Regions from separate parts of the Homo sapiens genome. Here region 1 is linked to region 2. A link is a loop called in an ENCODE intact Hi-C map of the cell type or tissue named here. Cell type or tissue: Calu3. All regions are shown on one strand. Each heading gives the region's core, and the rest is flanking DNA. Links, peaks and the distances in the headings are about the cores only.

The links. Hi-C counts contacts between places; a loop is a spot of excess contacts. Peaks named below come from ENCODE experiments on the same cell type or tissue, not always from the same donor. Only the 100,000 strongest peaks of a DNase experiment are listed, where the experiment ranks them.
Region 1: a loop joins it to region 2, with 3 times the contacts of the local background. A loop is called at or near these places in 2 of 110 quality-filtered maps.

What each region holds. Positions count from the first base shown.
Region 1 is chr6:71,489,578-71,506,245 of GRCh38, reverse strand. No RefSeq gene overlaps it. Among named protein-coding and RNA genes, the nearest start is that of LINC01626, 77 kb to the right of the region's middle. RefSeq lists an enhancer at 10,012-10,211. In Calu3, for the core only: no CTCF peak of the experiment used is centred there; a DNase peak (open chromatin) is centred at 7,415.
Region 2 is chr6:71,291,042-71,303,663 of GRCh38, reverse strand. OGFRL1 (opioid growth factor receptor like 1) reads right to left here. Exons shown (of 7, transcript NM_024576.5): 2 at 10,285-10,371; 3 at 10,053-10,131; 4 at 7,269-7,347; 5 at 7,103-7,169; 6 at 6,847-6,992; 7 at 1-2,278. The coding sequence ends at 1,615. The region is part of intron 3 of LOC124901339 (a long non-coding RNA gene); the gene reads left to right. Among named protein-coding and RNA genes, the nearest start is that of OGFRL1, 8.5 kb to the right of the region's middle. In Calu3, for the core only: no CTCF peak of the experiment used is centred there; a DNase peak (open chromatin) is centred at 9,203.

The DNA.
Region 1 (16,668 bases), core at 4,822-9,821, 200 kb before region 2:
AACAGGCACACAGTCCCTTCCTCTCTATGGTAAACCCAAGCTGGCAAATAAGAGTTAATGGACTCCATATGAGTCAATCAGTTCAGACAGTAGAGAGAAAATGGTGTCTTCCAGTCCGCATGCCGGCTTTTCTACCTATGCATTTAGGAAACCTGTTTACCCAGCAGGTTTGTCTTGATGTGGACATACTTGATATGTTGGTGGGGGCTCTGATTTTTGTTTTGTTCCCATCACTGTACTTAACCATAATCTGAAGATTTTTTTTAATCCCCTAATTGTATCTCTGGAAGATGTTGTAGCTTTCTGGTCCCTTTTAGATATTAGAACAGCCTCATTCAACTCTTCACATTTCAAATTCTACTGTTGTATTTCTTCTTCCCCATAGCTAAGGCTTAGTCTTTAACCTGGGGGTGTCTGTAGTTCTTAAGAGACATGGTCTGCTCTTTTACTCATCCCATCCCTCTTCCAGTGAGCTGTCACATGGGAAGAAGAAATAGAAGAAATGGCAGGGGTCATACATAGCTGGCTGCCCGATGCTGAGGGAAGGTGACCCTAGAATCTATTTCTCGAAGTCTCCACCAATGTGAGACTCTCTACATAATTGTTATGCACAATTTTTTAGGGGCACTCTTCAGCTTTGCTGTGATCTCTCCTTTACTTAATAACCCTTCAGAAAGGATCAACCATATCTCTGTTTTGGCTACAACAGGGACCTATGCCTCCAAACCCCTCCATAAGGGAGGGCATCATCTGAACAGCTCCATATCATCTACATCTTCTGCTGCCTCTTTCTCAAGTGTTATGCACCTTCTTTTGTTGTTGTTGTTGTTGTTGTTTCTTTGAGACAGGATCTTGAGCCATGGCAGCTCCTGAGGTCCTTGTGTGGGACCCCTGATGGACTAGGAGTTAGTCCATCAGGTGGCCATGTTCCCTTCATGTTCCTCCCATGTAACCTACAACCCTGGTGACTCCACTGATGCAGCTGCTCCAGTGAGGCTTCTGCCTTATGAAATGACCGGCTGAGAAATAAGCACCAGTCTTCATGTTCACATTTGGACCCCTAACTCCAGGGAACAAACATCAAGATCTCCTGAGATCTCCCTCATGTTCTGTCCAGGGGATGTGTCGGGTGGCTCTACCAGTTCTGCAGCTCAATAAACATTTAGTCAAGAATGAGATGCCTGTTGTCCCCTTCTTGCAATTCACGATTTCTCTTCAAATCTCTCTCCCTCTTTGCTTTTGTTGAAGGGAGAGCCAGCTGCCTATGAAAATGCATGCTCCCCTTTCGTGATGTATATATGTCTCTAAGAGACCATGACCCATTCAAAGACTGTGTTTCCCAGCCCCCCTGTCATGTAGGTAGGACCATGCGACTTGGTCTTACCAATGAAATACAAATGAAGGTGATGTATCTGCACCGGGCCCAAGCCTTTAAGAAGCGGTAACTTCTCTCTGCTCTCTTCTGCAATTGGATGAAGAGGACTTTAATGCCCTGAGGGATGGTCAAGATACAGAATGCAAGAAGCTTTGATTCCTAATTGACTCCATAGAGAAAAGCCATTGCTGACCAATAATACACACATGGATTTTATGTGAGCAAAATGTAAATCACTATTGTGTTACGACTGTTCTGCATTCTGTTAATAGTACCCAGAAGTACCCCCAAATAATATATGTAGGCCAGGCACAGTGGCTCATGCCTGTAATCCCAGCATTTTGGGAGGCCAAGGTGGGCAGATCACAAGGTCAGGAGTTCAAGACCAGCCTGGCCAGCATGGTGAAACCCTGTCTCTACTAAAAATACAAAAATTAGCCAGGCATGGTGGCAGACACCTGTAATCACAACTACTTGGAAGGCTGAGGCAGGAGAATTGCTTGAACCTCAGGAGGCAGACGTTGCAGTGAGCCAAGATCATGCCACTGCGCTTCAGCCTGGGCAACAGAGCAAGACTCTGTCTCAAATATGTATATATGTGTGTGGGTGTGTGTGTGTGTGTGTGTGTGTGTGTGTATGTAATATGTCTGTGAGAGAAGGCAAAGAGTTTTTATGTAGTCACTGAAGCTCACAAGGCAAGACTTCTAAATGAGTTATAGAGATGCCTAGATCCAATTGTTGGATATTTTCTTTGAAATACAGGTCATTAACTGGCTTTTATTTCATCAGCTTTGAGCCCTAGTCATTGTCATGATCACAGTCATTATTACCACCTCACAGCTAAACTTTGCGTGCCAGAAACCATTCTTATCGTGTTATATGTATTAGCTTATTTAATTCTCACACAACCACATTTTAAAGATGAAGAAACTGAAGCACAAAGAAGTTTACAGAATCTGCTGAAGGTTACATCAGGAAGTGGTGCAACCAGGACTCAAACCCAGGTAGTCTTGTTCTAAAGCCCAAGTTTTTAACAACTAATGTATACAGTCTACAACTTCAAAGTACTCTCACATGTTCCAGGACTTTAAGAATAGTCCTAGTCAGCGTCTTCTGCTATGTGTATCTTTATGTAGTTATATAACTCATGTTTCCCTAGACAATATGTAGTAAATATACACATTAAAAATGTAGTGGCAAAATAGGTATTCTCCCATTTAATTCAGGAACGATGTGTTTCCAAATGGCCATGCCATTCCTCTCTTGTATCTAATTGCATCTGTTCTGACCACAGCTTGAGTCTCTGTAATAGAAATGAGTCTGGCCTCACTTCTATACCAGCCTTTACTACTCTGAATAGAAAAATGGTTCTACTCTCAACATTATCAAAACTTCTTTTTAGAATACAAGACAGAAAGTTCTTACCTTCTTTGTAGCACGCACACATCCACACACAGACACACACACACACACACACACACACACACATTGTTCAGCTCATTTATGTGACTTCTTTTCCATTTTTAGCTTCTCTTCAAACTTGGCACAAGTGCTTGAGAATGGGGGGAAAAGGCTATGGAGAGAGGTTGAGTTTGAAGAAAATCCAAGTGATATTCGCTAAATATTGCAATCAAAATGGCCTCTACCCTTGCCTCCTGTCTTCACCTCTCACCCAAACCTCTACCAGTGTCGCTGCACCAAGCTTATGAATCATGGTGCTCTCTCTGGCTTATTTGGCGAACTTCCCAATAGCAGCATGTACAGCCCTTGTACCCTCTCCATCCTCCCTAGCCCATATTTCTTTTGAGTCTCAGTGACAGTACCAGTCACAAACTCCAATATGTTCAACTATTGCCTCTCTGGAAGTGCTATTTAAGTTGTCACAGAAATAGAATCCCCAACAGCACTCATTCCCCAGTTAGTCCATCTAAAAAAATAGAGAATGTTTAGATTAAGTTGAATTCAAAGCAACCCCCAGAGCTAAAGTCCTTACTCTGGAACTGTGGCTGTGATTTTAACCTTAAAGTAGAGAAAACTCTCGCTCTGCTTTCTTTTACATTATTTCATGGTAATCTTTCATGTATCAACATTGGCTTTCTAGTTTTTATTTTAATAGTTTCATTCGATCACAAAGTTTGAAAATAACATACATAATTATTCTTTTGTTAATAAACATTTAGGATTTTTTTGGGTCCCACTTCAGTTTATTTTCGCTAAGGAAAAAAATTACTACTATGGTATTTTCAAAAAACTTATTGAAATATTAATCCTGGTTCTCTAGGGGAAAAAGTACCTTTATGAAGTAGTAATTTCCTACAGGATCTCAGAGTATCAGCTAGTGGCTTCAAGGCTGAGTCTATAAAACTATGTGTGGTAAGTTTAAAGGTGCCTATTTGTTAAATGATAAACTCATGAACAAGATTTTTCAGACTGTATTTACCTGGGGATTCTGGGTCCTCTGAAGAGGCCAATAATTGTGAGAATTGCTTGATAATTCAAGTATTCCTGGAATTTCCAGAGTGTTATGAAGTTTGATTATTAAACCTAACTTTGGCAAAGAAGGCAATGATGTTTTTTGCAATCTATTGCTGTTACAACCTTCTCCCCAACTGCACTGAGGTTTTTATATTGAAGAACCACGGGGCTTGAATAAACACAGCAGAAGACTCAGCAATAAGAGGCCTCACTGAGCGCAAAGGAGCATGGTCCCTGGGTCCAAGGCCCAAGGTGAGCAAGAAGAGGAGGAAACTGAATCTTCTATGAGACCACATTTTAAAAAGAATGTGGTTAAGATACAAAAGTTGTAGCTGGAAAAGCAATGCAGAGGGCAAAGTCTCATGTGAAAAGCAAGGGTAAAAATGGAAGAAACACGTGATAGGATCGGAACTCCAAAAAATGGAGAGTTAGTCAGGATGGAACATTCAGAACAGGTATAAGAAACAGCTTTACGGTAGCTGTTGCAACTTAAAAAGATCATGGTGTGACACTCTGTTAACAAGTATTATTACAGGTTAATGATAATCTAGTTATATAATAATAAACTGAAGGTTATAGAGGATCTAAATGTGCTTCCAAGTGCTAAAAAATAAAATCTTTCATCAAATCTAAGATGCTATTGTGTGTAAGATGTATCTGAATGTTAGAGGGTTAAGATGTGGAATCAGGTGTGACTTAGAACCTAAGATATATGGTAAAGTGAATTCTCTTCCATATAATTTAAAATGCTGGATATTTTATTATACCATGTTTCTTTGAAAGTGGTGCAATATATAGTATATTTTGTAGTTACGTACCCATTCCACAGATTATTTAATAAATCCCTGAAGTGAAACACACTACACAACAATCTCTAAAGGCAGAGAATTAAAGGGGACATGGATCATGTTTTCCCAGATCATATTGTTTTGTAATAATTTGATCAAATACCCTATCTACAAATACCATATATTTTGTTATCTTAGGATGGGCTGGGCCTTAATGGTCTCAAATTGACCCTCAAATCTCAGTAGAGTAATCCAACAAAGGTTTTATTCTAGATCAGCTCACATCACGGTCTGATTCTGTCAGGAAGCCTTTCCTCATCTTGGAGCAACAAAGTCTGGAGCATAGAGTCTCCTGGGCTACTACAGCAGGGAAGAGACATGGAGGGAACCTATTGAGACCGTTAGCAGCCTTGGTCTGAAGCTCGCTTTGTTCCTCTGCTTGTGGTCATTGGTGGAGCATTCATCTAGGCCAACTGAACTGCAAGAGAAGCTGGGGACTATTGAAAATCAGAATGGAGATTTCTGAACACTATTTCTGGGATAGGAGTTATTTATTAAATGGCTTTACTTGGACAGAAATCCTCTAAACACTATGTGTTTTCATGAAGCAATCAATGAAGAAGTTGCCTGACTCCCTGATTGACATCTGTGCTCCACGTTTGCTCTCCTTGATATATCTTTTTGAAAATAAGTTGCATCTTTTTCTAGCTTCATATTTTATAAATAACATACTCTTCTGTAAAAATAAAATATAATTTATTTACAATAATCTCATTAGGCATGAACATCACTTTCGAAGTATCGTGGACAAAGTATTTAGAACCATATAAAAATTATAATTATGGCTATGCAAGCTCCCCTTTGGATCTCAGGCTTTAAAGATTGAAACATATAGCACAACAAATAACATTAGGTATGACAAAGCTACTGCATCCCCAGGCCCAGGGAGTACCATTTGTGTGTACTGGGAGTAAGTGGTGTGTGCAGGGTCATCTGAAAAGAGCAAGGCAAGCCTACCCCTGGAGTTGTAGGACACACAGCAGCCCAGGGTGGAAACCTGAAAAAAATACTCATTTTAATCTTTATTGAAAAACATTATCTGCCCTGAAACTATAATTATGGACTCTCAAGAAGAGAGCAACTTTATGGAATAAAATTAGAGAGGAGTTTTGCCTAAAACACTCTATTTGAAATGACGTAAAAATGAACAAATAAAGGAATTTAACTGCTGGCCTGAAAATGTAAGCATAGAAATAAATAAAAATAGAAACATAGTCCCTAGTATTTTAGAACAAGGCCAGAAAAATGGAGATTTTAACAGCAGAAACCATTAAAATTTTTGATGCCTCACCACATGAAGGTGGAAGCTTCCCCACTCCTGAATTGTTTCAACTGCCTTCTTTCTTTCTTTTGTTTGTTGTTTATTTGTTTTAGAGACAGGGTGTCATTCTCTCACCCTGGCAGGAGTGCAGAGTGCCATCATAGCTCCCTGCAACCTTGAACTCCTAGGCCCGAGTGGTCTTCCCACCTCAGCCTCCCAAAATGCTAGTATTACCGGTATGAGCCACAATGCCCAGCCACTTCCAATTATTTTCTTTCACTCTCTCTCGAGTCTGATTATATATTGTTACTAATTTTTAACAAACATGCCAGAGTTTTGCATTTAAATGAATGTTGTTTCAGTCTAAGTAGTCATCTTGGGAGGCTGTGGGTTAATTTGATTGATGTTATCATTGTCCAAATATTTTTGGAAACTCCTCTTTTGGAATTGCCTTCAAAGTCAACATCACATACTTTGGAACAGTGACAAATCAATGTCCTAAAAGGAAGACTCTTATTTGAAGCCACTAAATGTTCTTTGAAGTTAAATTTATTACCTAAAGGAAATTATCCAGCTTATTAATATCACTTTAAATTCTAAGATATATATGAGAAGATATGACCTTAATAGTAATTATGATTTTATACAACCTACACACAGGTATGAAAGATACTTTGATAAAATGTTTTGAGCAAAAATAGCTAGTGTTAATGTTGTTGGTAGCTATCAGTCCATGGAAATCTCTATAAAGTCTACTATATTTACTTAAAATTGTTTTTTGGCTTTTTTTTAAATTACACTTTATGTTTTCAGGTACAAATTCTCTGTTTGAGCATTCTAACCAAATAAGGCCAGATGACTTATTGACCCTTCCACCAGTTTTTAAAATTATGGTGTCATTTTGTATTTCCACTACCTTAAAATAACTATATAACCAAATTAAACTCATTAGGATCTTATATTCAATTAACATTAACAGTTTTTTAAAATATATATATAGTTTTGTAATAGTTTTAAAAAGCATGAGATGAAAGGAAAAAGCAATAGATTTGGGGTACCTAATTAATGCCAGGCACTCAGCCTGACTGAAACCAGAAGATAACTGGAGTGGGGAGAACCCAAGCCAAGTGTGTACTTGGATCTTCCTTTTGGATGAGGGCACAGTGGGGCTTCTCAAACCAGGATGGGACAGACCTTCCTGGGTGCCCTGTTGATTTGTCCCTCAAACCACACAGCGAAAGTTACCTCCCACTGGGAAGATGCCATAGGAAGGCCTGATTTCCCACCACTAATGCTGCTGAAGCTCAGGCTTGTTGGTTGTTTTGTTTTAGAGACAGGGTCTGGCTCTGTTGCACAGGCTGGAGTGAGTGGTGTGATCATAGCTCACTGCAGCCTCCAACTCCTGGGCTCAAGTGATCCTCCTGCCTCACCTTTTCACATTCCACCTGCTGGGATTACAAGTGTGAGTCACCACACTGGGCCTGAAACAGAGACTTAATGTCCCAATCATGGCCACTGGATACTGAGAGAAAAATTTCTGTGTATGGATGGGAAGGGTGAGGCTTGGTAGGCATAGCTTTTGAGACAGGAAGAGGAAGCCCCTCTTTTCTCCTCCAGATTGTGATTTGGGGAAAGCCAGGAGAATCTCAGAGTCCTGCCACTCAAAACTAACCATCCTATATAATGCATCAAAATCTCATTATTTTTATTTTTATTTATTTTATTTATTTATTTGAGATGGAGTCTTGCTCTGTTGCCCAGGCTGGAGTGCAGTGGTACAATCTTGGCTCACTGCAACCTCCACCTCCTGGGTTCAAGCGATTCTCCTGCCCCAGCCTCCTGAATAGCTGGGATTACAGGCACATGCCACCACACCCAGCTAATTTTTGTATTTTTAGTAGAGATGGGATTTCACCATGTTGACCAGTCTGATCTCGAACTCCTGACCTTGTGATCCGCCTGCCTTGGCCTCCCAAAGTGCTGAGATTACAGGCGTGAACCACCGTGCCCGGCCATCATTATTTTTAATAGATCTATAATGTCCCATATTATTACCATATCATAATTTATTCAACTATTCCCTCTGTAATGAACATTCAACTTGTTTTCAGGTTTTTGCCACCTGAAAAATCACCTGTTTATTACAGAGCTTTTACTTTATAAGTAATAAACCCTTTAATAGACATGTGTTTATGTACTGGTAATTCCTCAATTGGGATTGCTAAATAAAAGTGTATGATGTTTTAAATTGTAATAGCCATTTCCAGTTTAATTTCTAAAAAGGTTTGAGCAAGTCACACTCCCAGCAGCTAAGTAGAGGGCCTACTTCACTAATGTTGGACAGTGTTTTCTTCTTTAAATTTTTGCTTATCTGGTGTGTGAAATATTCCATCTAATTTTCTTATATTTTTCATTTCCTTGATTCACTAGTGAAAATACAATGTTTGTGGCCCATTTTCTTTTCTTTATTTACAACTTCTTTTAGTAGTCATTTGTACATTAGGAATATCACTTACATGTCTTCTGATGGCATTCTGACTGCATATATTTTTCCCAATCCATTGTTTTGTATAAGATATGTCTTCAAATACACACAAATACACACACACAGTCATGCACTGCATAATGACATTTCAGTTAATGATGGGCCTCTTTTACGACGGTGTTCCTGTAAGATTATTGGTCCTATAAGATTATAATACTGTATTTTTGCACTACCTTTTCTATATTCAGATATGTTTACATATTAAAAACTTACCACTGTGTTACAATTGCACACAGTATTCAGTAAAGACACAAGCTGCAAAGGTTTATAGCCTAGAAGCAATAGGCTATGCCATATAGGCATGTAGTAGGCTATACCATCTAAGTTTGTGTAAGCACTCTATGATGTTTGCACAGTGGTGGAATCACCTCATGATTTATTTCTCAAAATGTATCCCCATTGTTAAGTAATGCATGACTATATATGTATATATGTACACACACATATATATATATTCCTTCATTCTAATCCAGTTAAATATAACCATGTTTTCTTGCTAAGTTTCCTACCTACCTTAACATCTCTCTTGACCAAAATTGTACACGTATTTTTAAATATTTTGTTTTATTTTTAATTTTTACATTTTGTTTATATTAAAATTTCATTTAAAGATAGGGTCAAGGAGGAACCCCCTAGAAGCTGATGAGCCTTGTAAGTTCCAGTAGTTTCCAACTCATCTTTAGGTCATTTCTTCCTCACAAATCATTCCTTTCTCATGCAAATATTTCTCCTGTTTCCATCAATATACTTGGAAATAACAAACCACTTTTCTTTTAAAATAGTGAATCCAAAATTTGTATCGAATTTCCCCCAATTAATTAAAAGAAATTTACTTCAACAAGCACTCTCTATTGCTGTCTGCTGTGCATCGGGTGTTGGGGAAACATTGGCAGAGATACAGAAAGGGGAAAATGTGACATGGCAGTTTTCCATAGGGCACTTCCAAACTTGATAAGATATTCTTTTTCAGACCAAAGCTCTACAAAGTTTACAGTTCAATTTTATATCAAGGGACCAATTTTTCACACACGAATCATCATTTAAAATTTGGTGGTGAAAAGGGAAATGGCAGAAAAATTTTGTGGAGTGGGGGTTGTCTCTTTTGTTCTCTTGTGGGAAACACAAAAAACAAAATAAAATGTGACTGTTGCTTCCTTCCCCCACATCCCAAACTCTATGTGGTTTAGAGGAAGGAAGTGTTCAGGAGAGAAATCAGTTTCCTAAAGTTTTAACCAAAAGACTTAGGGGATTGAATTTTTTTCTAAAATAACAACTGCAAACGGATATTTATATAAAGAGTTAGGTCAAACCTAAGAACTAAGAGTTTATTTTTAGATTTCTGCTTGGCCAAGGGGGAAATATGGTAAATGAGCCTCATGTTCTTAAATGGGCATGCAATGGAACTCAAAAGATTTCAGAAATCTGAGAAAATGCTCTTAAGAGCATCAGTTTCTGTAGGCATTATTAGAAACCCCTAGACAATAACAATATTACTACGGGTTTTCTTCCTTCCCCGCCGGCCCCCAAAGTTACTTTCAGTTTTAGTGCTCTGGTCTCTACATTCTTGAAGATACCAAAACAAAAAGAATAAAGATTATGTAAACATAGAAGATATAAATAGAATGTCAAGTGACTTTAGCTGCACAGATGGTGAAGCTGTGCTTTCTGTGGGGCAGCCACCAGCCCTGTGTGGCTATGAAGCATTTAAATGTGGCAAGTCCAGATTGAGATCTGCAGAAGCATTTAGTACACATTGGATTTAAAAGTGAAGTATGAAAAAATACAAAATATCTCATTAAAATGTTTATATTGATTACATATTGAAATGGTCATACTTTAGACATAGTTGGTTCTATAAAAATATATTATTAAAATTAATTGCACCCATTTCTTTTTTCCTTTTTTAAGTGTGACTACAAGAATATTTAAAATTGCATCTGTAACTCAGAAAATCTTTCTGTTATATAACAGTGGTACAGTACTGGAATTAAGAGCTGGGCTCTGAAGTAAACCTACCTGGATTCATAGTTGGGCTACTGACACACAGGCCAGATGACCTTGGGTAAGTTCCATAGGCAATCTGTGCATCAAATTTCATATTTATAAAACTATGAAGGATAAAAGCTTTCCTATTTCAGAGGGCTGTTTGAGCATAAAGCGTTCAGAGCCTGGCACGGTATAAGAATTCACTAAGGCTTCGTTCTGTTATTTTTACTTCAGAATCCAAAAAAGCAAACACTTTTTTTCTGTAAGAGAGAAGCTCTAAAAATAAACAACAAAAAAAAATTAAAATCAGAAATTTATGCTTCCCCCACCTTCCTTCCCCATTCTTTGCAGCCAACTTATTACATTGAGGAAAAAAATCAAACTATCCTTCTAAAACAAAATATTTTCAAGATGCGAGATTGTCTGTTAGGCATTTTTTACCCCCCATAGCTGTGCCCAGTTCTCTGAGAAGACGAATGCAATTAGAGAAAACTATAGATTTTTCCTTTCTATTAATACATCTCATACAGAATTATTGGCTGTAGTATTGGATCTGACTTTAGAAAAAAATAAGAGCATGTATCTGATGCCCCTGACATCATGGAAGTGAGCCTGAAAACAATAATAGTTACAAGGCACAACTTGAAGTTATTGTGGGTTCAGTTCTAGACCACTGCAATAAAATAGACATCACGATAAAAGGAGCCATACTATTTTTTTTGTTTCCCAGTGCATTTAAAAGTTATGTTTATACTATACTGCAATCTATTAAGTGTGCAATAGCATTATGTCTAAAAAATGTACTTACCTTAATTTTAGAATACTTTATTGCTAAAAAATTCTAATGATCATCTGAGCTTTGAATGGGTCCTAATCTTTTGCTGGTAAAGGGTCATGCCTCGACGACCACTGCTGATCAGGATGGTGGTTGCTAAAAGTTGGGGTGGCTACAGCACTTTTTAAAAATAAGGCAACAATGAAGTTTGTCACATTGATTGAATTTCCCTTTCACAAAAGATTTCTCTGTAGTGTATGATGCTGTTTGATAACATTTTACCCACAAGAGAACTTCTTTCAAAATTGGAGTCACTCCTCTTAAAACCTGCCACTGCTTTATCAACTAAGTTTATGTAATATTCCAGATTCCTTGTTGTCATTTCAACACTGTTCACAGTATCTTCACCAAGAGTAGATTCTATCTCAAGAAACCACTTTCTTTGCTCAGCCATAAGAAGCAACTTCTTATCCATTCAAGTTTTAACATGAGATTGGAGGAATCCAGTCCAATCTTCAAGCTGAACTTATAATATCAGTTCTCTTGCTATTTCCACCACATCTACAGTTCCTTCCTACACTGAAGTCTTGAACCCTCAAAAGCATCCACAGAGGTTGAAATCAACTTCTTCCAAACTTCTGTTAATGTTGATATTTTGACCTCCTCCCATAAATTATGAATGGTCTTTCTGACATCTAGAATGGCAAATCCTTTCCAGAAGGTTTTCAATTTGCCCAGATTCATCAAGAAATCACTATCTATGGCAGCTATAGTCTTATGAAATGCATTTCTTAAAAAATAAGACTTGAAAGCCAAAATTACTACTTGACCCATGGGCTGCAGAAAGGACACTGTGTTAGCAGCGTGAAAATAACATTAATCTCCTTATACATCTCCATCAGAGGTCTTAGGTGACCAGGTGCATTGTCAATGAGCAGTAATGTTTTGAAAGGAATCTTTTTTTCTGAGTAATGTGTCTCAACAGTGAGATGAAGATATTCAGTAAACTATGCTGTTAACAGATTTCCTTTACCTAGGCTTTGCTGTTCCACTTATAAAGCACAGGCAGAATAGATTTAGCATAATTCTTAAGGGCCTTCAGATTTTTGGAATGGCAAATGAGCACTGGTATCAACTTAAAGTCACCAAGTTGCATTAGCCCCTCACAAGAGAGTCAGCCTATCCTGTGGAGCTTTGAAACCAGGCATTGACTTATTTTCTCTACCTATAAGAGTCCTAGATGGCATCTTCTTCCAAGAGAGGGTTTTTTTGTCTTCTTTGGAAATCTGTTGTTTAGTGTAGCCACGTTCATAAATTATCTTAGCTAGATCTTCTGAATAACTTGCTACAGTTTCTACATCAGCACTTGTTGCTCGGCTCTACCCTTTTATGTTATAAAGATGGTTTCTTTTCTTAGACCTCATGAACCAACCTCTGTTAGCTTCAAACTTTTCTTCCGCAGCTTCCTCATCTCTCTCAGCCTTCATAGAACTGAAGAGTTGGGACCTTGATCTGGATTAAGCTTTGGCTTAACAGAATGTTGTGGCTGGTTCAGTCTTCTATCCAGACCATCAAACTTTCTCCATATCAGCAATAAGACTGTTTTTCTTTCTTGGCATTCATGTGTTCACTGGAGTAACATGTTTAATTTCCTTCAAAAAGTTTTTCTTTATGTTCACAATCTGACTAACTGGTGCAAGGGACCTAGCTTTTGGCCTATCTTAGCTTTCGATATGTCTTCCTTGTTGAGCTTAATCATTTCTAGCTTTTTATTTAAAGTAAGAGACATGCAACTCTTCCTTTCCCTTAAACTCTTAGAAGCCTTTGTGTGGTTATTAATTGGCCAATATCAATATTGTTATGTCTCAGGGAGGCCTGAGGAGAGGCAGAGAGATGGGGAAATGGCCATTTAGTGGAGCAGTCAGAACACACACACCATTGATCAATTATGTTATTCAATTATGGCAGTTCACGGTGCCCCAAAACTATTACAATAGTAATATCAAAGATCACTGATCACAGATCACCACAATAATAATGAAAAAATATTTTTCATTATTATGAAACAATTTTTATTTATATAATAATTTAATCAAAATTATTTGAAGATTTTTGTTAATTTATTCAAAATTATTTCATATAAATAATTTCAAAATTTTCAATATTATTAAAATAGTGCAGTAGTTACTAATATGTGACAGAAAGACATGCAGTGAGCACATGCTGTTGGAAAAATAGCACGAATAGACTTGAACAATGAAAAGTTACCACAAATCTTCAATTTGTAAAAAACACAGTATCTGTGAAGCCCAAGAAAGGAAAGCACAGGAAAACGAAGTATGCCTGTACTTCTGCAGAGCTTTTTCTACTTGTGAAGCATTATGCCCAAGTGCTTTACATGTTTTATCTCATTTAAATTCATACAACAATCCACTGGAATAAGTATTATTTTCTCCATTTGATGGTGAGATGGTATCTTGGAGAGGTTAAGTAATTGCTAGAAGTCACATAGTTAGTGACAGGGTAAAGATTAGGTCTAATCTGGGTCTACTAAAGACATGTATTGTTAGGGGGTCTTATTATTTCTCAGACAACTATCAATAGGTCTGCACAGATCACAGCCTCGTGGAGAAAAAAAAAATGCTCTTATCCTGTAGCAAGGATATTACACAAGTGAAAGAGAAATAGTTATTAGGCTCATCACATTGTTTCTGCTAGAGCATGACTTCAGAAATTAAGTTATTTTCAAAATTTCTTGCAGTTCACTCTGTATGATGGTGATGTTTTTGAGATAATTTCACAGCACATAATCTAACACTTAGCATATAGTTACTGCTTATTTAATGATTGTTGAATAAATAATCATATGAGTATGTGTGCCACTAGCTTTTCCTAACCAGAGCTTGTCATCTGAACCACAAAGCACAAAAATATTCTGAGTGATTATTTACTCAATCTTTTCAAGTATTTATATAGCAAACACCATTCAAGATCCACAGGTGAGAAGTTAATTTATTACATGCAATAGATGACTTAGGACAATGGGGCTTAATTCACTCTTGGAATCCTATAAAGAACTAAAATTAATCCATGGTCTTTGAGGGTTACCTTAACTTTAGTCAGGGGTGGCAAACTACAGCCTGTGCCAAATATGGCCTATAGACCGTTTTTATAAGACCTCTGAGCTGAGAAAGCTTTTAAAAATTTAAAGGCTTATTTTAAAAATTGAATAATATGCAACACAGGCCATATGTAGCTTGCCATGCCTAAAATATGCACTATCTGACTCCTTTCAGAAAACAAAAATTAATCTCTGCTTTTGGTCATAGTACCTATATATCCAAGCAGAGCAACAGCTAACTTAACTGTTATTATTTGAGAAGCCCCCTAAGACACACGGCCTATAAAGTATTTGCTACCAATCTATCTTCAGATATAACATTCATACTTGTTTTCACTTGTACATTGAGCATTAAAACTGCAGCCTTGCCACCCTCATCCTCCACTAAAGGCCCTTGCACAGCAGCATGGCATAGTAAGTAATGCCATAGACTCAGAGTGACATGAGTACCAATTTCAGCTATTATTAGGTATTGCTTATTAGGTGAGAAAATTGGACATGTCAGAGATAATTTCTTCATTCATCAATAATTTGCACAGCAGAGTCTCATAAATAATGCTTCTTGGTACATACCATGTGTATTGGATATCTATTGCTGTGTATCAAATGACCCTGAAATGCAGTAGCTGGATAAAACAACATTTACTATCTCACAATTTTGTCGTTCAGGAATCCAGGCATGGCTTAGCTGGGTCCTCTATCTAGCTCACGGTCTCTTACAGGATAAAATCGAGGTGTCAGCTGTATCTCCAGTCATCTCAAGATTCAGCTGGGATAAGATCTGATTCCAAGATCATTCACCAGTTGTTAGCAGGATTCAGGTCCTTGGCAGCTGTTGTCAGAGGCTGCCACCAGTTCTCTGTCGTATGAGCTTTTCCATAGGGTAATTCAGAATACTGCAGTTAGTTTCCTTAAACTGAGGAAGCAAGCAAATGCCAGCAAGACAGAAGTCACGGTCTCTTGTAAACTAATTTCAGAAGTGATATCCCATCACCTTTGTTGTATTCTATTCACTAAAAGCAAGTCACTAAGTCCAACCCACACTCAAGGGGAGTAGACTACAGAATCTTATTACCAGGAGGAGGAGATTGTTGGTTAGCATCCTAAAAGGCTGCCCAATACATCATGATTGTCATGAGCAGGGAGTACATAGGATGGAAACATATTTATGATATTACCAGAAAAAAAATGCAAAAACTATTTGGAATATATCAGCATCTCAAGGAAGGCATATGTTGAACATCACAGCTCTGCAATAAAACAGAAGTGAACACACTCCTTTGTTCTGTGACTTACAAACTATATATTCTTGGACAAGATACTTTATGTCTCTGAGTCTCTGTAAAACCTACATTGCAGAATAGATGTAAAGATTAAAATAGATAAGACCAAAAACACCTAGCACTGTACTTGGCAAATGGTATATGGTCAATAACAATAGTTACCACTATTTTCCTTCTTACATGTATCCTAGTCTATCCAACTAGAAATCAATATTTTTAAAACCATATAGCTCTGTATAAAGACAATGACATCTAGGAATGATGTTTCAATGAAAACAGTGTTGCAATAAAAATAATATCTTACGTTAGTTTGGCACTTTTCACTCAACAAAGTGTTTTCACAAACTTTGTCTTACTTGATCCTCACAAGGTGTGTGAAGGCAGTTTGGGGCTTATCAAGGCTCATCTTTGTAAAACAGGAAAACTAAGAAACAGAAAGGTTAAATAAATTACCCAGGATTGCACGATAAATCAGTATATCAGGACAAGGATCTCTGAAAAGATGTGGAAGGGATTAGGAGTGTCTGGTGGTGGTAGGACCAAAAACATACTGAAACCAGAAGTACCAGTAAGGCAGGGGGCCACTTAAATCCAAAGAGTTCTATGGATGGAGTAAACCTGTGACTCAGCAGTCAGGAAGGCGAGGGCAGTCAGAGCTTCCCCTGATCAGAGCTCAGGGCAAATATGTGAAAGAAAAAAAAAAAAGCCAGAGCTCAGGACAAATATGTGAAAGAAAAAAAAAGCCAGAGCTCAGGGCAAATATGCGAAAGAAAAAAAAATCACTCAGAGAATGACCATGTAGCCAATGCAGAAGAACAAGGCAAGGGAAGGTCAGGCAAGGCTGATTTTCAAAATTTTTGTCAGATAAATTTCTTTCATTAAATTGATTGAGAACTATAAAAAGACATCAGAAAAGCAGTCAGGAACCTGTAAATCAGGGGAGGATGTAGGCAGTAGGCGGAGTGAATCAGGAAAGGGATTTGGAATGGCACTGACAAT
Region 2 (12,622 bases), core at 6,281-11,280:
TTTGGGCTAAGCAACATTACTAATTTCGTAATCCATAGAACACTGACATATTCATGGTTTAAGGGACTACTGTCTTGTTCACAGTGCAAGAGGCATGCCTTTTAAAAAGGAATTTCTTATTTTTTAATTCTTCAGTCATTTACATTCAGAATCAACCATCAAATTTATATGGAACAGCCATAGAGAGCAAAATTCTTGTCTTGAACTTTTCAATCAAATTTGTTTTTAAGCACTTAATTCTGAAAACAGTTATTAATTTAAACAAAGCAAAATCTTGAAGTCATACAATTAGAAGTCCCACTCTGTTCCATGTAGATTTCAATATAGATCATCCTAATGTGTATAGTGGTCCCTTGATATCTGTAGGGGGTTGGTTCCAGGACCCTCTGCAGTTACCAAAATCTAGGAATGCTCAAGTCCCTTATGTAAAATACTTTAAATCATCTCTAAATTACTTACAATACCTAATACATACAATATAAATGCTATGTCAATAGTTGTTATACTGTATTGTTTAGAGAATAATGACAAATAAAAGGACTGCACATATTTAGTAGAGATGTAACCATCCATTTTTTCCAACAAATATTTTCAATCTGCGGTTGGTTGAATCCACAGATGCTGGACCCCTGAATATGGAGGGCCAACTACACTAGAAACACACACGCTAGCTGAGAAAGATGGTGGCTTAAGGGTAAGCATGGAAAGAGGCAAGGAGGTGAGGACAGCAGGACTGATAGATAAGCTGGGGAGGCCAGAGCTCCACAAGGACATCCATTTCACTTATCAGAATCTAAAAATAAACACGTTGAGATACTAGAATCAAAGAATCCAAATTAGTTTCTGAACACATTTGAAAAGATCAAACTCTTACAGTTAAAAAAAAAATTAATCAGCCAGACATGGTGGCTCATGCCTGTAATCCCAGCACTTTGGGAGGCCGAGGCGGGTGGATCATGAGGTCAGGAGTTTGAGACCAGCCTGACCAACATGGTGAAACCCCGTCTCTACTAAAAATACAAAAATTAGCCAGGCGTGGTGGCACACGCCTGTAATCCCAGCTACTCAGGAGGCTGAGGCAGGAGAATCGTTTGAGTCCAGGAGGCAGAGGTTGCAGTGAGCCGAGATCATGCCACTGCACTCCAGCCTGGGCAACAGAGACTCCGTCTCAAAAAATAATAATAAAATAAAATAAAGTAAAATAAAGCCATAAATCAGGTAAAAGTGTAGCAATCCAATGAAATTATCCTCTTGATTTCCTTCATGTAGACTATAATGTCTCAAAAGAATGTATTTTGTATACCAAATACTACATGGTAATTTCTAGATACTCTGAAAATATTCTCAAAGTAATTATTATATACAAAATTTGAAAATTCACATCCTAAAAGCATTACAGAATACATTCATTTATTGGGTCTTATCTTAAATCTCCTTATTAGATATTCAATTCATTGTCATCCAAAATAAAAAAACAAACAACAAAATGCTTATGACAGAAATCACAAACAGATGGCTAAAATTTGAAATTGACCTCATCTCTGTTCTTTAGGATAAATGATACAGTAGTTTTTTCCTCTCTAGCCTAAACTGGCTTCTGGGTTTTCTGATAATTCACTGTACTAGTACAACATCATGGCAATTTGTATTTCCAGGATTTTCATTGTCTTGGTTATCATTTCCACCTTCTTCGTTATTCTCAGGAGATACACTCTCCTTTTTTTCTGTGGGAGTAGTAACTGTTTTCTCAGGTTGAGAATTCATGTTCTCAGCATTACTGTCCTTCTCTGTATTTCTTGGCTTGGCAGCTTCATTGCTGGGCTCTGGGCTGGGCCTGTCTGTCTCTTCCACAGGCTCTTTTGGTGCCACTTTTTTGTCTTCAGCTGTTTTGCTATTTAAATGAACAGCTGAGGAGGAATTTTTGGAGTCCTTGGCTTTTTTGTGCATAGAAGTTTGACTGTTATGACTGGAGGCGAGAGGGGAAGACATTTTCTGGGCTTTGCTTCCCTCCGACTGTTCTTTTCGAGGCGGTCCCCAGATAAAGTTCTCTGAAGGCGTGTAGTGTTTCTGGGCGAACCGCAGGAGCTTTCTCCTTTCTCTTCTGTCTCTAATTGTATAAACAAAATACTCTAGAGCACTCTGCTTAATATTGGGAATAGTATTCTCCACAAGAGCTTCATGAAGAATAAATTTTACAAGAGGAGATTTAAAACTTTCATATCCAAGCTCACCAAGGCTTTTAAGAATACGAGTGATTCTTAAATAGTTGTGCTGGGACCTGGAAGAGAGGATTGAATAAAATGAGTGGGGGAAATCAGGTGTAGGAAGGCAGGAGAATGAAAACTATTGGGAAAATATTTTTTATGGAAATGTAAGCCATGGAAATATGCTGTGTAATGACTTCCTAATGCCATATTTGATACCATTAAGAATAAACCAGAGGGTATTAAATCCTTAGGCCACAATGTAATGTCAATCTATGTGAAAGTCAAATGTATAAAATAAACTTCCCTTGTCTGTTGAGTTCTTCATATTAGAAAAATATTTAGGTTTAAATTTATTACCACTGTCAAATTGTTGCTTATTACTGAAAATACACTGAAGATGAATGATCTAACAGAGCATTTATTTGCACCAACATCAATGTACTGTACTCATCAGAGGTAACCATTGCTAAACATAAACACATTAGCTAACAGCTGACTGGTACAATTTATAGTGCCAGCTGATAAGCAAAATCCACCACGTAAGCCAACTCATAAGGATGGCGGCAAAAACTACTCTACTTTGCTAAAACAGTTCTGACAAAGGACACAAAACTGACTTATTTAGCAGAGCTTAGTTTAACAGTTAAGAGCATGGGCTTTGGAGTCAGACCTGAGTTCACACCCTGGCTCTGTAACTTAGCAGCTAAGTGAAACTATGTTTCTCTATGTCTCAATATCCTCATCTGTAAAATGGGGAAAAGTGCCCACAACTTACAGGACTGTTGTAAGAATCAAATGAGATGATACACATGCTGGGTATATAGAACTCGATAAGTACTAGATACTATTTAAAACTATTAGTATTATCATTTAAAGATACGAGATTAGGGACCACCATATTTGTACCTATCCAACTTAACCTAATTTTCTTCAATCTCTGGTCATTCTTTCCTCCTCTTTCCCTATCTGATAATTTTAAATCTTATTTCTAATGGTCTTGATTCCAAGGGTACATTTTCCCCCAGATTACACTAACATCTTTCCTCTCTATCACAAAACTAATGCCATTACTGGATGAATGTTTTCCAAATCTATTTTGTCACAATTCATAATGTAACTCCCCAAACTCACTCAGCTCAATCTTTGCTTTATTACACATGCCTGGTCAAATTCCAAAAGAATCATCAGCCACATGTATTAATCATAGGTGTTGTCAACAGCCCAGGTATTTATTTACCCAATATTGCCACATAACAATAACCATCACTTATTTCTAACTTCCTAAAGCCTGTTTTATATCTCAGACATGGAACTTTCTGCAAACATTATATATACCTGTCCTAGCTTCCAAAAATGCTTGAAGATTTTACTTTGAAATAATTAGCAAATTACTTGGGAAGCAGGGAGAAAGATGTTGATGAATTAAGGGATGGCAGAGTATGGTTCCATGGTCTTATGTTTCAATGAGAAAGTTTCTTTGGACAAAACAAAAACCTTAATGATTCATACTAACCAAACACTGGAAAAGCTAAGCCCAACAGTTCATCATCTTCATCTTTCTGGATGTTTACTAAAAAATTATTGTCTTAACATTCAACTGTGAAGCCCAGAGGGTAAAATGCAGCACAGATGTCTCAGTTTTACACATCTGTATTTTTGAATAGGAAGTAACACTCTTGAGACAATACAAATTTGGGTACAGTTAAGACAATGTGTCACTAACAGCAGGAACAACTTAGTTGTTACATTCCTATGGAGTTTGCATACTCTAAATACTTACTGACAAAACCCTTGGGCAATTCTGCCTCATATATCTATGAGAAAAAGATGTATAAAAAGGTGGAAGAATTCTTTTTTTAAAAAAGAGGAGCTCTATGACTAAACAAAATTTACTATATTTGCAACCAGCTCAATTTTATATAGCCAATCTTAGATGAATGCTGAAGTTAAAATTTCTGTACACATTTACTATATCTATATATGCTCCAATTAAAAATATTTACACAACAGTATAAAAGGAAAAAGACTTGGGTTAAAAAATGATGATGAGTATCCCAGAACAAAACTACAAAATAAAGCAATTGGGTGTTTCAGTATGATTTGTAATAAATGTCATAGTGAAAGACTAAATGGTATAGAAGAGAGTGGCAAAAATCCTTATAATGTATAAACCATCTTAGGGTTACACTATAGGAAAAAGAAAGAAGCTGAGGTTCCAGACAGAGGTTAAGGGTAGCAAATAGTGTTGAAATTGCAAGAAGTCTAGGTAGGTAAAGAGAGAAGACATACAAGGTGAGAACCAGGAAACAAAAAATAAAAGTTAAAAGGCTCCCCAGGGTCTAAATATGGCTCAGTAATCCAAGTTGATTACAAACAAAATTGAAAACACCTCTTAGTGGTTGGTCCATATATTTGTACTCTCATGTCTGAAAATATTTTGCCTCTTTTAGTCAAGGTCGCTTGTTCACTCAATGTTATTTTATTTTACTTTGATTCAATATTTTTCCTCTGCTTAGCTACTATAAATATATTGAGTTCCCTGCCTACTGTAAACTACTCAAGATGCCATATACATTAAAATACAAATAAGTTATGACATTTAAGAATAAGTCAGAAAAGGACCCAATTGAAGAAGAAAATAGAACAGACGTTTTCATAGAATCCTCTATCATTTGTTCAAATCTAGTCAGTAAAGATTTTTTGCAACTAAACTAGAGAAGAAACAGAGTGTTTTCTGGCAGATTCTAAGGCAGTTAATTCACAGCTGGAAAAGCTCTATGCTGACAATAGGTGGCAGAAAGAAAGGATGGGGCAGAGGAGTGAGAAGTGACTTAGTTCAGGCTCCCTTCCCCTGCCTCAACCCTGGAAATCATTTAATTAAAGCCTTAAAAAGAGACTCTGTTTCCACCTATAAATCAGAGGATATGATAACAAAACTCCAAGGAGGATTTAAGCTGAAGACCATATTTTGTTAATCATTTATTCATTCAATAAAAATTTATTAAGCAAGATTGCTATTCCAACCAAAAATAACAAGTTTGAGGTATCTAAAATGATAGTCGTTAAGTACATGAAAGATGAGGTACTATCAAATCCTTTCAAAAGATTTACTGTTACTATTGCTGTCTTTCATGTCAATAGGCTGCTGGCATGTAGCTCTTTCACAGTGTAATATAAGTGTTTAGAAACTCTGTCCAGAGCTAGCTACCTGTATTGCTTAGGTAGAGGTATATATACCTATGCTTTAAGTGCCCTACATAAGTCAAATTTGAGTTATGAGTTAATGGATCTTCTAGTCAGGAATATAAAGCTTTATGCCCATATCTTTAGCGTTTTAGTACAAACTACCATTTTAATATCATTGATTATAAGTAATAAAGTAAAAAGAAGGCTTTTTACTTCTTATAACATTAATATTTATACCCATCTGAATTGAACAATGAGAACACATGGACACAGGAAGGGGAACATCACACACCGGGGTCTGTTGTGGGGTGGGGGGAGGGGGGAGGGATAGCATTAGGAGATATACCTAATGCTAAATGACGAGTAAATAGGTGCAGCACACCAACATGGCACGTGTATACATATGTAACTAACCTGCACGTTGTGCACATGTACCCTAAAACTTAAAGTATAATAATAATAAAATTAAAAATATATATATTTATACCCATCTTACCAAAGCAAGGTGAAAGTTCTATAAAAACACATAAAAAAATAGTTAACTGATGCACAAAACGTAGACTGCTGTGGCCAAAGGAAAATTGCTTAGGTTAGTTTTAATTTTTTTGCTCTTAGTACTTGCTCAGTTTAGCTAATTATAATATGCTTAAAAGTACTTTAAAGCTGGTGGCTGTATAGGCCAGCATTCATAAATAATTCAACTATGATTAGTTTAAATGTAACTATAATTAGTTAAAATTTAACTATAATTAAAAAGAAAATAGACAGTGAATATGAAGAAAATATCAAGAAAAATAAACTTTGGTTATGAGTATTAACAAAAGTTATAAACATCCAACCAAATGAATACAGCAAAACAATTCCAAATAAACTATGTTAAAATGTTCTTCATAAGTTTTGGGACTTATTACCCAAAAATGAGTTTTTGTTTTTTACCTTAATAGTGAAGACAAGTGTAATTTTCTCTCTCTTTTAGTAAAAACTATGGGCCCATCTCATTCTTATAAAATGATTTTTATACATCATAGGCTTAATGCATGAATTTAATCTTAAGAAGGCATTATGCTTAGAAACAGATTGTGCCCCAAGAAGCTTACAGCCTACAAGAAGGAATACACAGAATTGTACACAAGCAATAACAATAAACTCAAAGAAATGTGGCATAAGGAGGAGGGAGAGAAGCAACATTTGGCTGTGGGCAATAGGAAGGTTTCAGGGAGAAACAGGTCTGAAGCTGAATAGCTGTGTTTCTACCTAGAATTTTGTTCCTTTTTGTTGTTGTTTTGTTTTGTTTTAGAATGTGGTACAGGAATGTAATGCATTTCAGACTAGCTTTTTAATCCAAATTCCTGGGCCCATCTCATCTGCTAGTTGTTCCTGCGTTTCATAGAGAACTCTGACCAAGGGAAAATAACTGTGCTGGCCCCTGATTTATCACAGGGGCTTTACTTACTCATTCAGATGCTGAAATCTTTCCTGCCAGTTAACAGCCCGAGCAACATTTCCAGTTTTATCAGTCAGTTTTATTCCAAAAAATTCTAGCATCATTTTATAAGCCAGGAGGAATCTTCTAATTGCTTCTTTTGTTTTTTTGAATTCCTAATATAAAAAATGAAAAAAGTCACCTGAAATGATTCAGTAGCTACAAGGACAGTGAAATAGCAATATTATTTGGCCACCCTGTATAAAATGAAATGAGCTTGCATTACCTCAATTTCATATGTAGTTAGTTCTTTGGCATAGAAGTTCAAGCCTTGTTCTCTCAGGGGGAAAAGCCTATTTATTTTAAAAAAATAAAATTTTTCTATTAACGTTGTCTGGAAAACATACATGATTAAATAGGACATGGTTCAAGATAGATAATATGTAACTGACCATTGAATGTAAGTGTGGTTGTGCTCCAGTTTTTCATAATCTCCTTTCCATTTACTTAGAACTTCTTCAATGTAAACACCTAAATAGTAAATATTTAAAAATGAACCAGACATTTCAAACATTGTGAAGGCATTTTAAGATTCGAATCACTTGAGTTTTATATGAAAACTTGTTTAAATTTAATAATAGCACACAAGAATAGTGCTTTTAAAAAGATGAATACCCTATGCCCATATATTCGGTTATGTGATAAATCTAATTAAAAAAAATTAATAGCACCTCAAATTGCACAAGGCTTTGTTGGACAATGTACTCTAAAGCAGAGCTTGGCAAACTGTGGCCTGCCAGCTGTTTTTTAAATAAAGTTTTATTGGAATATAGCTATGCACATTCATTTATGTACTGTCTATGGCAGTTTTTGTACTACAGTAGCAGAGCTGTGTAGTTGCAATACAGACCCACTGTCCCCCAAAGCCCAAAATATTTACTATTTGCCCCTGTATAGAAAGTTTGCCAATCCCAGTCCTAGGAGTTATATAGTTCTTTAAATGCTAAATTGGATCAAAATGAATTGCATCCTAGGGAAAAAGAAAGAAAGGGGAGTAGAAATAGAAGAAAAGAAATGAGAAGGAGAAAACAAAGGAGAAGGAAAACGAGAAAAGAAAAATGTAGGAAAAAGTTGTAAGTGCTTACTACATGCTGTGCCCATATTACACAGAGCGCACATTTTCCAGCTTAGTCTTCACAGAATGCTGCCAGTGTTATGATCCTCATTTTAACAATGAAGAAACTGGGAGATTTGTTCAAAGTTACACACTAGTAAAAAAGTAAATCTTGAGTGCAACATAGGTCTTTCTGGTTCCAAGAAGTAAGCCCTTTTCACCCTGTCCACTTTTCCTCTACAAGAACTTACAAAAACAAAATCCTCCTGTTCCTAAGTCTGTCAAGGTCCTTACAATTGACTAGCCATTTAGTCAATGTTGTAGAAAATAAAATAGCAATATAATATTTCTCCGAACATAACTCATCTCATTCTTGTTTCCTCCAGAGATCACCAGTTTGTAGTAGAGGCCCACTCTCGGAAGGTTTGGTAAAAAGTTGTTTTGAATCATAATGTTGGCTTTATTGGCATGTTGAAACCATTTACCTCTGTAATTTTCCATTTGTTTTCCTTTCCAACTACCACTCCTCCTGCCTGATAAATAAATACCATTGCAAGATTATGCTTACTGGCAAGTAGTGTGTGTGTGCGTGTGTGCGTGTGTGTGTATACTAGGGAGGAAAGTGAGTTGATATAATTTGTATAATAAACTAGGATAAACATTTTATCTGACCTTAGCTAAAACTTCTGACCCCCACCAATCATAAGATTTCAAAATAAACTTTGTAGTAAAGATTACCAAAAATTCAATATATTGCTTGAAATTACTTTTTAAATTAATATTTACAAAATAAATTCCCTAGTAGAAAAAAATAGAGTTAAATACTATCATAGCTTTATGTTTAATATTTTTAATATGTGAAGGCATTCCTTTAGGAAAATTGTATGAAATTCAAATCAGACTCAAATTAACAATCTATCATTGCATTTCTTCAAAATATTTTTCTACCCCAAGTCCTAACAAAATGAATAATTTGGCCAATATTTTTCCATTAGTAAATAAAGCAGCACATTTCTATCATTAGTAAATATAACTGTGCAATTTTATCCAGAGGTTTCATTCCACATCACAGCAGACTTTCAGGACACCAGAAAGTTAAAGACAAGTAGATCTGGCCACGTCAACGATGTTCTCAAATATTAACTCCCAACTGGTAGGTCTGTTGGTACACAGTACTGGGACTCCCTCCTCCCAAACTCAATCCAGGCTTTAGACCTCTTGCCTCGAGTTAGTTCACCAAAGAATGCAAGGTCCTGCCACTTGAAAGCCTTGCAGTCTATCTCCTTCCTTCTGTGACTCACACTGCTGTGGAACTGGCTCAGTTTCCACTGAGAGCAAATAGCAGAAGCCAGGGCAGTCTGACCACCTCACACAGAAAAGGGCTCTTGGGAGAGAAGCCAGCTTTCCTAGGGTGACCTGGATAAAATTAGGATGACCACCATGAACCACAGCATGATGCCTCAATGAAATATGCAATGTTGTGGTCATATTACCATAGCAGCTGCATCTTCTCACTATGGGTTTGGAAAATATCCTAGGAGGGCAATTGCAGAGTTGGGAAGGAGACAAGTGTATTTGGCAGAGTTGGATGGAGATCTACTGTATCTGCAGTTCCCTTCCCAGAATATTGGAACTCCAAACAGGGATTGCTGTAGATTGCTGATACTGAATCTGAAAACTGACAGGAAAGATAATTCTAAATACAAACAGCACTTTTCAATCACATGCTAAATAGTTTTCAGCTATGGCACAATGGAAAGAACAGTGGACTCTAGAACCTGCAATCGAGTGACCTAAGCTTTAAGTCCTAGTGACCTAATCTTTGAGATGAGAAAGCTGAATTTGATCTTCTCTACTGTTCCTTAATAACCTAAAATTCTATGGTTCTATACATCTCCTCTCTCTTCCTGTCACAAAAATTGTCCCTACTATCTTTCAGATAATAGCAATGTAAATAAGAAAGATACCATTAATCCATAGCTCTTCCTCCAGAATTTACCAAGGGGACACATTAGACTGCATAGCAAAGTAAATCCAATCAATGAAACAAACCACAAAATAAAGAATAACCAAGTGTATGTGATTATTTAAAGTGCAATTTATCAAGTAGTACGTTACTCACCATCTGGCTTGAATGGAATTTTATTCTTATAAAAACGAAGATTGCTCAAGTCATTTTGATATCGGATATCTTTGAAGTTCTGCTAAAGGAAAAAATAAATCAATCTCCAGCACATAGAAATACAGTAAAGATACAAGGACCCTTCATGCATGTTTTCTCAGTGGCACCATAAAAATTTAAAAACAGAAGGAAAATAGTTTACAGTTTAAAACATAGCATTCTATACTCTTACTGGGTACTGGTGTCGGTACTTGTACAAATCCCTGGCAGCATAAAAACTTCTCTTTGGTTTGGCAGTTGCTTCAGTGGAATCACCACCCTGAAATAAAAGGTGAAACTCCGTTTACATGTTGACGCAAGATAATTTCACAAAGAAATTTCCAGAACAAACTTAAGGAAGATCCATAAAGAAAGCCTGAAAATTGTCAATCTGTCCAGATTAATGAAAATATTATAAATATTCCTTTAATAACGCTTACTAGCAATATTTCTTAGCATCCTATTTTTCTTATTTGAACCAATAACATTTGTCCTAAGATATATTACTGAATAAAACACTTTATTATTAACCAAAAACCTAAGAGGCCAATGTTATGGATCAATATCCATCAAAAATGGAACTCAAAAAGGAATTCAAGACATTTATTTACCAGATGATTATGCAAGTGATTCTATGATAAAACTTATTTTAGAATATTTTACATAATACTAAGAATGTGTTAAGTTACTAAATCAATTCTACAAAGAAAATTGTCATTAAATTTGCAACATTTAGCTGTACTTGGAAGTCAAGTAATATTTATGAAAAGAAAGGATTTTAAAACAAACTAGCTTTCTAAACTCCATCCTTTATAATACCATGACAAGTACACAAAGGCATGAATAATCATCTGTTCACTGAATGATAATACAATGTGATATAAACATTTAAAATATATACACACAAAGCAATAAAATGCTCTTAAATGGAATGGTGTCCAATTGAAACAACTTATACATGGTAGTTTACTCATACTGTTCAAACTCTTAAGTAAAATTCCTATCACCATGAACTGATTTTTAAAGTATAAGATGTGGGTTAAAATAATCGATTTGCATTCCCTATATGTACTATTATAATGTATGAGAAAGTGCTGATGACAATCATGAAAAAGAAAAACTTTAGACCTTTAAGAGTCATTAAAAGCTTTGCCCCAAATTCTTTTCTCCTCAACCCCTGTCCTCCATCTGTGTTGACAGATTGGCATCCTCTAAGTAATTTTCACACATTTTTGAAGTGGTGTGATTCTCACTATTACTACAAGTACCGAGTTACTTCAACATCAAATCTTCTGATGCTTAACATTAGTTACGCTGTCATGTTACATAAGCAAGGAAAAGCTTGAATTCTGGTCCTTGCCACACGTTTCAAAATAGCTCTGCCTAGCAAGTTTCTGAATCTATTTAGCCTGAGATACAACCATATGAATCATCATCCTACATTTGTATAGAAGGCACTCTCCATTTACAAAGCACTTACATATATAGCGAATAGACAACAAACAGGGTTGACAGTCAAAAGGCATTATTTCATTTGATTCTTAAAACACACCTGATTGACAGTTAATAAGTGTTTCCATCTTAGAAACAAGATATCAGGGGCTTAGAGAAGTTGCACACCACCCAGAGTCCAGTGACAGTGCAAGAACAAGAATCCCAGGCTCTGGGTCCCAAGTCCAGGTCTGAATCAATCTCAGTCACACTAAAAAATGAAGGATATATGGAAACCTTGGTGTAGTATCAGTAGCCCAAGACTTGGAGTCAGAAGACTAGCAATCTGAACGCTGCTTACTTGTATTTGTGAGGCCTTAAGCAAATCATTTAGCTGAATCTTAGTTTTATCATCTCTGAAATAAAGATAATGACTCAAGCCCTACCTATTTCTCAGGATTATCATAAGAATGTCTGTGTCCTGCCAGCATCTGCTCCTGCTCTTCCAACCCCTATTCCCTTTGGACTCTCTACCCAGACCCCTTTCACCTGCTCAGACAAGGATTCTGTTGTTCAATATTGTTCCTCTTTCCTGGATCATCAAAATTTCCCTCTCTTCTCGATCTCAAACAAACATGCTGTAGTATCTTTAATCTTAAAATAAACATACAAAACATTCCTTGACCCAGGCCTACCATCAATTACAGATCCATATATCTACTCCTTTTTTATAGCAAATCACCACCAAAGAATTGCCCATACTTTGTTTCCTTCTTTTCTTTCCCCATTTTCCCCTGACCCACCTCAATCAGGCTTTTGTCCTCAGCACTCCAACAAAATAGTTCTTGTGAACTTCACCAATAAGTCTCCATCTTGCCAAACCATTTCTTAATGTTCACCTCAGGTGACCTCCCAACAGAACTGGGCCAATTAAAGCATCCCTCCTTCCTGAAACACTGTCAGTATTTGGCTTACAGGCTACTATAACTTTCTTAGTTTACTTTCTGTCTCATTGGGCTCCCCTTGTCAGCCTCCTTTTTTGGCTCCTCCTCCTCTTCATACCCTCTAAATGGAGGGGTGCCTAAGGTCCTCAGTCGTCA